2 separate regions of the Homo sapiens genome follow, and region 2 is linked to region 1. Evidence: read pairs that join two places in POLR2A ChIA-PET (ENCODE). Cell type or tissue: K562. All regions are shown on one strand. Links, peaks and the distances in the headings refer to the core of each region. The heading gives the core; the rest is flanking DNA. Region 1 overlaps IL17RE (interleukin 17 receptor E). Region 2 overlaps EMC3 (ER membrane protein complex subunit 3).

Region 1 (5,374 bases), core at 243-5,242:
GCTTGCCAATAGATCAGAGATCGCTGAGCACCGCAGTACTGTGAGAAGTTTAGAAATATGAGGCCTAGGAGATGGTGTCCTAAGAGGATGGGCCAGAAGACCCAGTTCCCATCACAGCTCTGTCAATTGTTCTTCTCTGAGCCTCACTTTCCTCATCTGTAAAATCTCAATACCTGCTCTGCCTTCAAAGTGTTTGTGAAGCCTGAGTTAAATATTACATATGAAAGTGGCTGGTGATGTCTGAAGTGCTGTATGCATGTTGTTGTTCTCAAGGAGAGGCAGGACACTCAGACAAAAGTGACTCACATAAAGCAGCCTACAGAACTTACAGGGCAGGGTTATGGTTAAGGACTAGGCTGTAGGGCAAGAAATTGGGAAAGGGAGAAGCCCAAGAAGGGCCATTATAAGCAGAGAAGGCCTCTTAGAGGAAGTGGCACCTGAGCTGGGGTCAGAAAAAGGGCAAGACTTAGAAAGGAGAGATAGGAGGGAAAGACATTCCTGGTTCTGAGAGGACCCTAAGCAGATTTCGAGTTTGGGGAGAAGCAAGGACCTGGCCAGAATGGAGGCCTGGGAAGGAGAGGAGAGAGACCCCTGGATAGAAAGATAATGAGGTTGGGCGCAATGGCTCACGCCTGTAATTCCAGCACTTTGGGAGGCTGAAGTAGGCAGATCACCTGAGGTCAGGAGTTTGAAACCAGCCTGGCCAACATGGTGAAACCCTGTCTGTACTAAAAATACAAAAAGTTAGCCGGGCATGGTGATGCGCGCCTGTAGTCCCAGCTACTCAGGGGATCAAGACAGGAGAATCACTTGAGCTCGGGAGGCAGAGGTTGCAGTGAGCCGAAATCACACCACTGCACTCCAGCCTGGGTGACAGAGTGCAACTCCGTCTCAAAAAAAAAAACAAAAAACAGAAAGGTAATGAAAGGGGGCTGGGCATGGTGGCTCACACTTGTAATCCCAGCACTTTGGGAGGCCAAGGTGGGTGGGTCACAAGGTCAGGAGTCCACGAGGTCAGGAGACCAGCCTGGCCAATATGGTGAAAACCCATCTCTACTAAAAATACAAAAATTAGCTGGGCTTGGTGGCACACACCTGTAATCCCAGCTACTGAGGCATGAGAATCGCTTGAACCCAGGACACAGAGGTTGCAGTGAGCTGAGATTGCACCACTGCACTCCAGACTGGGCGACAGAGTGAGATTCTATCTCAAAAAAGAAAAGGAAAAGAAAGATAATGAAAGGGATGCTCATTGATTTAGTACCTGTTCTGGCCAGGAATAGTGCTGGTTACTTTTACAAACATTATCTCCAGCTGCCCCCAGGATGTGGGTGGCAAGGTGGGGCTGAAGCAGGGCTGACCCTCACCCACTGACCCTGCCACCTGCCCAGATGGCTCGGACTTCTGGAAGTCAGTGCACTTCACTGACTACAGCCAGCACACTCAGATGGTCATGGCCCTGACACTCCGCTGCCCACTGAAGCTGGAAGCTGCCCTCTGCCAGAGGCACGACTGGCATACCCTTTGCAAAGACCTCCCGAATGCCACAGCTCGAGAGTCAGATGGGGTGAGGACAGGTTCCCCCAGGACCAGGGTGGGCAGGGCTGGGGCCCAGGAATTTTCTCCCTGATGAACTCTCCTCTCCTCCCACAGTGGTATGTTTTGGAGAAGGTGGACCTGCACCCCCAGCTCTGCTTCAAGGTACAACCATGGGTAAGAAAAGATGTGGTGTAGTGGGTATTGCCTGGAGCTTGCTAATCTGCCATTCCTGTATTTCTCAGTTCTCTTTTGGAAACAGCAGCCATGTTGAATGCCCCCACCAGACTGGTGAGTCAATAAGTGACCTCTGCTGGGACCCCCTGCCCCATTTCATCCTCACCCAACTGTAACCAAGCTAAACCCCAGCCCAGCCCTGAATTCATCACCCAAAGCCCAACTCCTATCAACACCCCCACCCCGCCCCAAACAGGGTCTCTCACATCCTGGAATGTAAGCATGGATACCCAAGCCCAGCAGCTGATTCTTCACTTCTCCTCAAGAATGCATGCCACCTTCAGTGCTGCCTGGAGCCTCCCAGGCTTGGGGCAGGACACTTTGGTGCCCCCCGTGTACACTGTCAGCCAGGTATGGCCTCGCCCCCACTAGGTCCTATTGCTCAGAGCACAGCCCTCAATTTCCTTGTGACCTCATTGAGATAGACCCTGGGAAGGCAGAAACAAACAAATCCCTGACTTTTACCATCTGGTTTACTTTATTTACGTGATCAGCCTCTGTTCAGCTAACTTGCTGACAGTAGGTTCCTCAAGGGAGCATTTTCTTTTTTTTCTTTTTTTCTTTTTTTTTTTTGAGACAGAGTCTCGCTCTGTCACCCAGGCTGGAGTGCAGTGGCGCGATCTCGGCTCACTGCAAGCTAAGGGAGTATTTTCTAATCCTTTCAGTTTCTGAATTTACAGGAATAACAGAGGCAAGGGACTGGCCCTCCCACATTCAGGTGTCCTGTAGCCCAGGGGTCCCAATCCGTGAGCCGCAGACCAGTAACTGTCTGTGGTTTGTGAGAAACGAGGCCACACAGCAGGAGGTAAGTGGAGGGTGAGCAAGCATTACTGCCTGAGCTCTGCCTCCTGTCAGTCCAGTGGCTGCATTAGATTCTTATAGGAGCGCAAACCCTATTGTGAACGGTGCATGCGAGGGATCTTGGTTGTGAGCTACTTATGAGAATCTAATGCCTGATGATCTAAGGTGGTTTCATCCTGAAACCATTCCCCCAAACCCCAACCCCTTCAACCTCTGTGTAAAAATTTTCTTCCATGAAACCAGTCCCTGGTGCCAAAAAGGTCGGGGACCACTGCTCTAGCCTAACAGAACAACATTTAATACTGATGCCTTCCCTTGAACCCAGCTGTCCGCTACCACTACTCTCCTGCCTCCACGAGGCACCTGTGCAGAAGTTATCTATCCTAGGAGGCAGAGCCCATGCAGCTGACAGGCTCTGCACAATCCTGTAAACTATTGACAAATTTCACCTGTTACGTAACTAGGAGCACTTTATCAGACTATCTTCCATGTATCTGATATAAAAACCACAGTCAAGTACACCCTCAATACCACAGCACCACGCTGACTAAGCATGACTAGCTCTTTCAAACAGTTATTTCTTAAATGCTCACTTGCAGCTTATATGTTTGTTTTGCATTGTATGAGGGCTCCCAAGCAGACAGGTGATAGCAACACAGTATGAAAGACCAAGTCACGCTTAAGATGGCCACATGCAGTGTCTCACACTTGTAGTCCCAGCTGAGGTGGGAGAACCGTGTGAGCTCAGGAGTCCAAGGCTGCAATGAGCTATGATCATGCCACAGCACTCCAGCCTGGGTGACAGCATAAGACTCTGACTCTAAAAAAAATGTTTTTAATTAAAATTCTGTCCAATTTAGTATGCTTTGTGCCCACCCTGTAGCAGGCTCTGGGAGATACAAGAAAAGTATATAACACAGTTAAGGAGTTCATAGACTAATAATAGCTGTTACCAATAAATGAATATACATTGTAGTTTATTTAAAAAGACATTCATGTGCATATACCCATTTGATGCTCTCAATAACCCAGTAAAATAAAGATTATTATCCCCCATATAAAAATGAAGAAAGTAGGCCAGGCGCAGTGGCTCACGCCTGTAATTCCAGCATTTTGGGAGGCTGAGGAGGGCAGATCACCTGAGGTCAGGAGTTTGAGACCAGCCTCACCAACATGGCAAAACCCGTCTCTACTAAAAATACAAAAATTAGCTGGGCATGGTGGCGTGCACCTGTAATCCTAGCTACTTGGGAGGCTGGGGCAGGAGAATAGCTTGAACCCAGGAGGTGGAGGTTGCAGTGAGCCAAGATTGCACCAGTGCACTCCAGCCTGCACGACGGAGCAAGACTCTGTCTCAAAAAATAAATAAATAAATAAATAAATAAATAAACAAACATAAAAAAATTAAAATAAAAATGAGGGAAGTGAGCCTTAGGAAAGAGAGGTAACCTACCTCCATGCAAGGACCACAAAGCTAGGGACTACAAAGGCAACAGTTAAGCCTGGACCCAGGTCTCCTGACCTTAAAACTTACATTCTTTTCAATGATATGTTTTGATACCTCTTCAGCTGTGCAGGAGAGTAAAGTGAGACAGCCTTCCTGGTTTGTGAGCTGCTAGAGGACACAGACAATGTCCGCACCCGCCTTCTTTCCTCAGGGCTTGGCACAGAGGACACACTCAGAGTCTGTCTGTTGACAAATACCTGACTGCAGCAGGAGCTGAGCTCTGGGAAAGATCAGTGGGAGCCGGAGTGACTGGGGAAGCCTTCTTGTCAGAGGTGGCACTTGGCCTAAGCCTCGTAGGATTGGGGGTGTGGTGGGGAGGAACAGCAGGGGCAAAGACTCAAGGCCAGACAGGGCCAGATTCACCTCCCTGGGGACAGCCTTTCTGCTCTTTGTTTCTACAGGCCCGGGGCTCAAGCCCAGTGTCACTAGACCTCATCATTCCCTTCCTGAGGCCAGGGTGCTGTGTCCTGGTAAGGAAACCTACCCTCACTCTACATACAGAGCCTTGGCATCTGCTCCCCTAGTGGCACCCACCCCTGGAAAATCCATTCTGCAAAAATGTTTGGTTTGGCCAGCACAGTGTTTTAAATTGAAATTGCTTACCACCATTTACATATATAAACAAAGCTGGATTTCTGGCCTCTGTTGAAAAATCAGAAAAACCTAGTGCCGTGTGTCCACATTCTGGCATGGTGACAATGGCCTGGAGCTCAGTGCCATCTGATTGTTTCAGTCAGGGCCTGTGCTCTCCAGGTCCTCACAGCAGCCCTGGTCAACTTTGAGTTTACTTTTTGAGTTTGGCCCCTGTCACACTTGAGTTTGCCACCATTGACCTGTTCTGTGCCAGGCTAGCAGCTGGAGCAGACACAAACCCACCTGGGAAGAATTCCCTAGCCAGTGGGGACTCCCCTCTCCCCCAGCTCCATGCTTCACTCAGCTCCCCGGGAGGAGAAGATGCCTGGCTCATAGGGGTGGGGGGCTCTGTGCCCTCAGGTGTGGCGGTCAGATGTCCAGTTTGCCTGGAAGCACCTCTTGTGTCCGGATGGTGAGTTCTTGGGGAGGGGGAGGTAAGAGGGAGGCTGGGCACTGAGGAACTGGGCTTGGCCTCATCCTGCTTGACTCAGTCTCTTACAGACACCTGGGGCTCTTGATCCTGGCACTGCTGGCCCTCCTCACCCTACTGGGTGTTGTTCTGGCCCTCACCTGCCGGCGCCCACAGTCAGGTAAGCTCACCTGGGGTAACCTGGGAAGTCAGACCTGCCCAGCTCGGAGACTAGCTGCCCCCTCACCCTC
Region 2 (5,331 bases), core at 332-5,331, 51 kb after region 1:
GGCTGGAGTGCAGTGGCGCAATCTCGGCTCACTGCAAGCTCCACCTCCTGGGTTCACGCCATTCTCCTGCCTCAGCCTCCAAAGTAGCTGGGCCTACAGGCACCCGCCACCATGCCCGGCTAATTTTTTTGTATTTTTTAGTGGAGAGAGGGTTTCACCGTGTTAGCCAGGTTGGTCTAGCAGTCTGAGTTTTTAAGGTCTGTGACTGTGTCTTGTTCATATGCAGTGCCTGGCAACACTCAATTCACTATTGGTTGAATGAACAGAAAGATCTGAAAATATCTAGCATGGCCCTGAGCACACTGTAGAAATCCTGCAAATGTTTGCAGACCGCAATTACTTCCAAGGACAGGGACAGCACCTCCTGTTGGGAACATTCCAGATGGTTTGGATGATTAAAGGTAAGATAAGATATTTTTTGTCTGGTACCCATGCCACTTCTTCAGGCAACAGCATCCCAGTTTTCCTTTGGGGAATCACTCTTATTATACCTTCAGTTCTTATAGTTTATGAGAAGCTAAGCAGTTCCTGGAATTTGCAGTTGACTTAAGGCAGATGAGTTAAGATGCAACCCTAACTTTTCCTAGATTTTTTAAAAAGGGGTGCTTTCTTTTCACTAGGATTACTAATCTCGTGCCTCTATAAGAAAACTAACTGTCTAAGAAGCAGACTTGAGAAAGCAACTGAGTCCTGATGATATCATGAGAGGCCCTGGACCCAGCTGTGCCTGAAGCCAACCACCAGACATTTTAGTTATTGAGTCAATTTCCATTCCTTTTTAATTGCTTGAGTTCAGCTTGTCACCTGCAACTGCAATATTCCTAATCCAGTTAGTAACCCTCTTTCACATACACACATACCCATCACACACCTTACAGACCAAACAGAGGAATCGAGCTGACTTTTGTCCCTAAGCACGGGTTTACCTACTCACCTCAAATCTAAATTGTATTTTTCTGAGTTGTGTTGTGCAGTTGACTGTCAATATTTAGCTTTCCTTGTACGGTACTTTCTATACCAAGCTTGTCTGGCCTGTAGGCTGCATGCCGCCCAGGACAGCTTGGTATGGGGCCCAACACAAATTCATAAACTTTCTTAAAACATTGTTTTTTGTTTGTTTTGTAGCTTATCAGCTATCGTCAGTGTTAGTGTATTTTATGTGTGGCCCAAGACAATTCTTATTCCAGTGTGGCCCAGGGAGGCCAAAGGATTGGACACCCCTGTTCTATTCCATGATCAGCAAGTAGACATTTGCGGTGTCCTAAGTAGTATCAGGTGATAAGTCAAGGTGGATGGAAGAGATGCAATTCTCATTTATAGCCTGGCCCAAATTGAACTCCAAGAAACACACACAATAAGCACTGCTCCCTAAGCCTGTGCGCTGTTCTGGAAAGAGCCTACTAAAACAACCTTGGCTTTTCTTTTTGACTCGCTGATGCCAAGGACAGGTCTGTGCATTTACTACCAGTACAATGGGACAGGAAAGTCTCACACACATTTTTTTATTCTTTGAGATGGAGTTTCACTCTTGTTGCCCAGGCTGGAGTGCAGTGGCACGATCTCGGCTCACTGCAACCTCTGCCTCCCAGGTTCAAGTGGTTCTCCTGCCTCAGCCTCCCGAGTAACTGGGATTACAGGTGCACACCACCATGCCTGGCTAATTTTTGTATATTTAGTAGAGACGGGGTCTCACCATGTTGGCCAGGCTGGTCACACACATTTTAACCACCCATCTTTGCTACAAGGGAAAAAGGCCAAACCTTGTGTGGGTGAAGAGGCAGACTCAAATGCTCCCGATGCAGAGGAACGAGGCGGCTACCACTCAATCACCAATTACCATTTGCATGCTACCCAACCTGGACCTTTCCAGGGCATACTGGACCACTCCCCACTTCCTTGGGGTGCAATGAATTGCAGACAGTTTAATCCATGGGCTTTTGCTGATTCTGTTTTCTCTGCTTGGAATGCCCTTCTACACAGAGGAAGTCTTTCAAGACCCAGGTCAAAGGTTAGCTCTCCTGTGAACACTTGTTCCTTTTCTATCTGGTATAAGCAGCCATTTTAACTATCGTTAAAGGTCAGGGTTTCTTAACTTGGGTCTGCGGGTCATTATGAATAAGTTTTAGAGGGACATGTCTGTATCTATGTCCACATATGTTACTCTGGAGGCCAGGGTCAGAGATTCCAGATTCTCAGATTCGGTGACCTCAAAAAAAGGTCTCTTTTGGCCAGGCACAGTGGCTCATGCCTGTAATCCCAGCACTTTGGGAGGGTGAGGCAGGAGGATGGCTTGAGCTCACAAGTTCAAGACCAGTCTGGGCAACATAGCAAGGTATCGTCTCTAAAAAAATAATAAAAAATTTTAAAAAGCTCTTAGGTGTCTCTCTCTTGTGAGTTGAGGGCAAGGTTCACATCTCTTTCGTCTTAGACTCCCCGCACTGATCCAAGATAGACAGTCAACTGCTGGCAGAAGGTTGTTAGTGACTTACAGAGGCAACACTTTCACAGGCAAAGAAGAGAAAACAGGACGGTTTAATTTGTGGAGTCGAGTCGTTTGTTCTTAATTACTGCACTCAACATGCAAATTATATTCACCTCTTGGTACAGAAATGGCACCGTCACTTCCCTGGGACCTTTAATCCAGACAGAATTATTCTTGGGCACCCTTATCTGTGTGTCTACCAACAACTGCCGTCTCTCCCTTCTTACAGCAATATGTAAATTCTCTTTTGTTCCAAGCAACTGGGAAATGAGGTCCTTCATCCAAAGGAGTAGCCATTTCCAGTATAGCACCACTGATTTGTCAATGGATTTGATAAGATTTGATACACTGACATCCAGATCAAGATTTTGCATTATTTATAGACAGTCTCTGATGATCCCAAAGGCACTTTAGAATCTGGCAGTGCCTCAGGGTCACTGATTTTCACTGGGCAGAATTAAGTGATATAGAAGGTTTGCTGAGTCTGTCCTGACCCTGGGTATTCACTCTGAAGAGAGTTTATTTGAATAAGGTTTTGACATATTTGGTCTCTATGTCTATGTAGGCTCAAAATGAACAGGGAGATTCATTTTGTTCATCCATAGTTTCTAAACCTTTGGTAGTGGAAATGGTTTACTTGTGTAAAGAAAGTTAACAATACTAACAAAACTAATGGTAAAACACAGGGTGTTTGGATCCCAAGAAAACAGGAGTTTACTGTGGCTAGATGTCAGGCTGACTGCACATAATCATTAGCTATAATTAACAATGCTTCCTTCGAAGACTGGGCTTCTGCTAAGATAGATATATATATATATATATATATATTTTTTTTTTTTTTTCAGATGGAGTTTTGCTCTGTCGCCCAGGCTGGAGCGCAGTGGCACGATGTCAGCTCACTGCATCCTCCGCCTCCTAGGTTTAAGCAGTTCTCTGCCTCAGCCTCCCAAGTAGCTGGGATTACAGGTGCCCACCACCACGCCCGGCTAATTTTTTTTTGTATTTTTAGTAGAGATGGGGTTTCACCATCTTGGCCAGGCTGATCTTGAACTCCTGATCTCGTGACCCACCCGCCTCAGCCTCCCAAAATCCTGGGATTACAGGCGTGAGCCACTGCGCCTGGCCAAGATTTTATATATTATCAGTAGCCTGAGGTTTCCCCCTTTCTCTGACTTTCATTACTAGAGTCACCAGAAGGAACATTTACAACATTTTAAAAATAACAAGTTGCCCAGCATACTCCTATTTCCTCTAGTTTCAAACATAAAGGGGAACCCAGCCCAGACAAGAACAAGCCTTGCTGCATGCCTGCCAGCTCGTGCATCCTCCTTTTTATTTCAAGAGGTGCCAGCTCCAAACAAAGTTACAAGGTTAAGTGCAACTCCAAGTTCCTGACACAGCTAATCCCTGCTCGGTCTTCAAAAAATAGAGGTCTGTAATTCCTTTTTGAACATGCCTTCGAAGTGGAGGTCTTTGGCCATGAGCTCTTCTTCGACATCATCTAGTGCCCACTGGTGATCCGTCAGCTCCAAAGCTTCCCACTCTGTCTGTAATGGAAGAGAACACCCAGGCAGGAAGAGAGGGAATTGTTACTGACAGCTGTGGCTAACCTTTAGTGACCACTTACTCTGGGCCAAAAGCTGGAGTGAGCTATCTGCATGTATAAGCTCATTCAATCCTACAAGGGAAATGCTGCTACCCCAATCCTCTCCTCCCCCTCTTCCTGCCACCCCTCAATTTATAGATAAGGAGACTAAGACTAAGAGGTCAAATAATTTGTTCAAGGCCACTGGCACTAGGAACTAATGGAGCTGAGATTTAAATTGTGGTCTGACTGCAAAGTCCCCAGCGCTTAACCCGTCTATCAGCTCACACTCACTAAGCACCTTTGTGCCCCACAGTACTCTTGAGAGATGTACAACAGACAAATTAGTGCAGATTCTCAGCTCTTTAATCAAGGGACTTGCCATCTGGTTTAAATGGTGCATGGTCCACAATGCTTTGACATAAATGGCCCAGGGTATCTTCAGTGGGCCTAAGAACACTTCCTCCAACCTTATGTCCAGACACACAATGGCACTTCATTACAGTTTGTGGGAGTCCAGTAATTTTTAATCACTGGAATAAAGACTTTGATGATGTGAACTAAAAAACTGTTTTTGGCATATAATCATTTAGATGTAAACTAGTAATATGTTGAGCAGAAATAAATTTGCAGAATTTTCCAAGAAATTACATTTCTCAAATATTCTATTAATCTGACTACTTTGCCTTAAATTAGTGAGTGTCTAAAAAATGCTTTATGAGTTGGGTGCAGTGGCATGCATCTACAGTCCCAGCTACTCTGGAGGCTGAGGCTAAGGATAGCTTGAGCCCAGGAGTTTGGGACTGCCCTGGACAACCTATCTTTAGATGAGCCTAGAGATAGTAATACCTCGTCTTTAAAAATAAATTAAAAAAAAAAAAAAAAAGCTTGCGAGATGTGGTAGCTCACACCTGTAATCCTAGCACTTTGGGAGGCCAAGGCAGGAGGATCACTTGAGGATGGGAGTTCAAGACCAGCCTGGGCAACACAGCGAGATCCCATCTCTATACAAATTTAAAAAAAAATTAGTTGGGTGTGGTGGTGTGTGCCTGTAGTACTGGCTTCTCGTGTACCAGTACTGAGGCTGAGGTGGGAGGAATGCTTAAGTCCAGGAGTTCGAGGCTGCAGTGAGCAAGGATTGTACCACTGCACTCCAGCCTGGGTGACACAGTGAGACCCTCGATAGATAGATAGATAGATAGATAGATAGATAGATAGATAGATAGAACAAGCTTATTTAATGTGAAATACAAATGTTAGCTCA

Evidence for each region. Peaks named below come from ENCODE experiments on the same cell type or tissue, not always from the same donor. Only the 100,000 strongest peaks of a DNase experiment are listed, where the experiment ranks them.
Region 2: POLR2A ChIA-PET joins it to region 1 with 6 read pairs; 7 of 35 experiments call an interaction of 5 or more read pairs at or near these places.

Annotation. Positions count from the first base shown.
Region 1 is chr3:9,909,474-9,914,847 of GRCh38, forward strand. IL17RE (interleukin 17 receptor E) reads left to right here. Exons shown (of 16, transcript NM_153480.2): 9 at 1,392-1,567; 10 at 1,654-1,701; 11 at 1,782-1,827; 12 at 1,970-2,124; 13 at 4,483-4,551; 14 at 5,075-5,126; 15 at 5,206-5,304. Among named protein-coding and RNA genes, the nearest start is that of IL17RC, 4.9 kb to the right of the region's middle. In K562, for the core only: no CTCF peak of the experiment used is centred there; a DNase peak (open chromatin) is centred at 2,524.
Region 2 is chr3:9,960,169-9,965,499 of GRCh38, forward strand. It overlaps EMC3 (ER membrane protein complex subunit 3), which reads right to left. Exons shown (of 8, transcript NM_001394674.1): 8 at 2,514-4,029. The coding sequence ends at 3,901. Among named protein-coding and RNA genes, the nearest start is that of PRRT3, 10 kb to the left of the region's middle. In K562, for the core only: no CTCF peak of the experiment used is centred there; no DNase peak of the experiment used is centred there.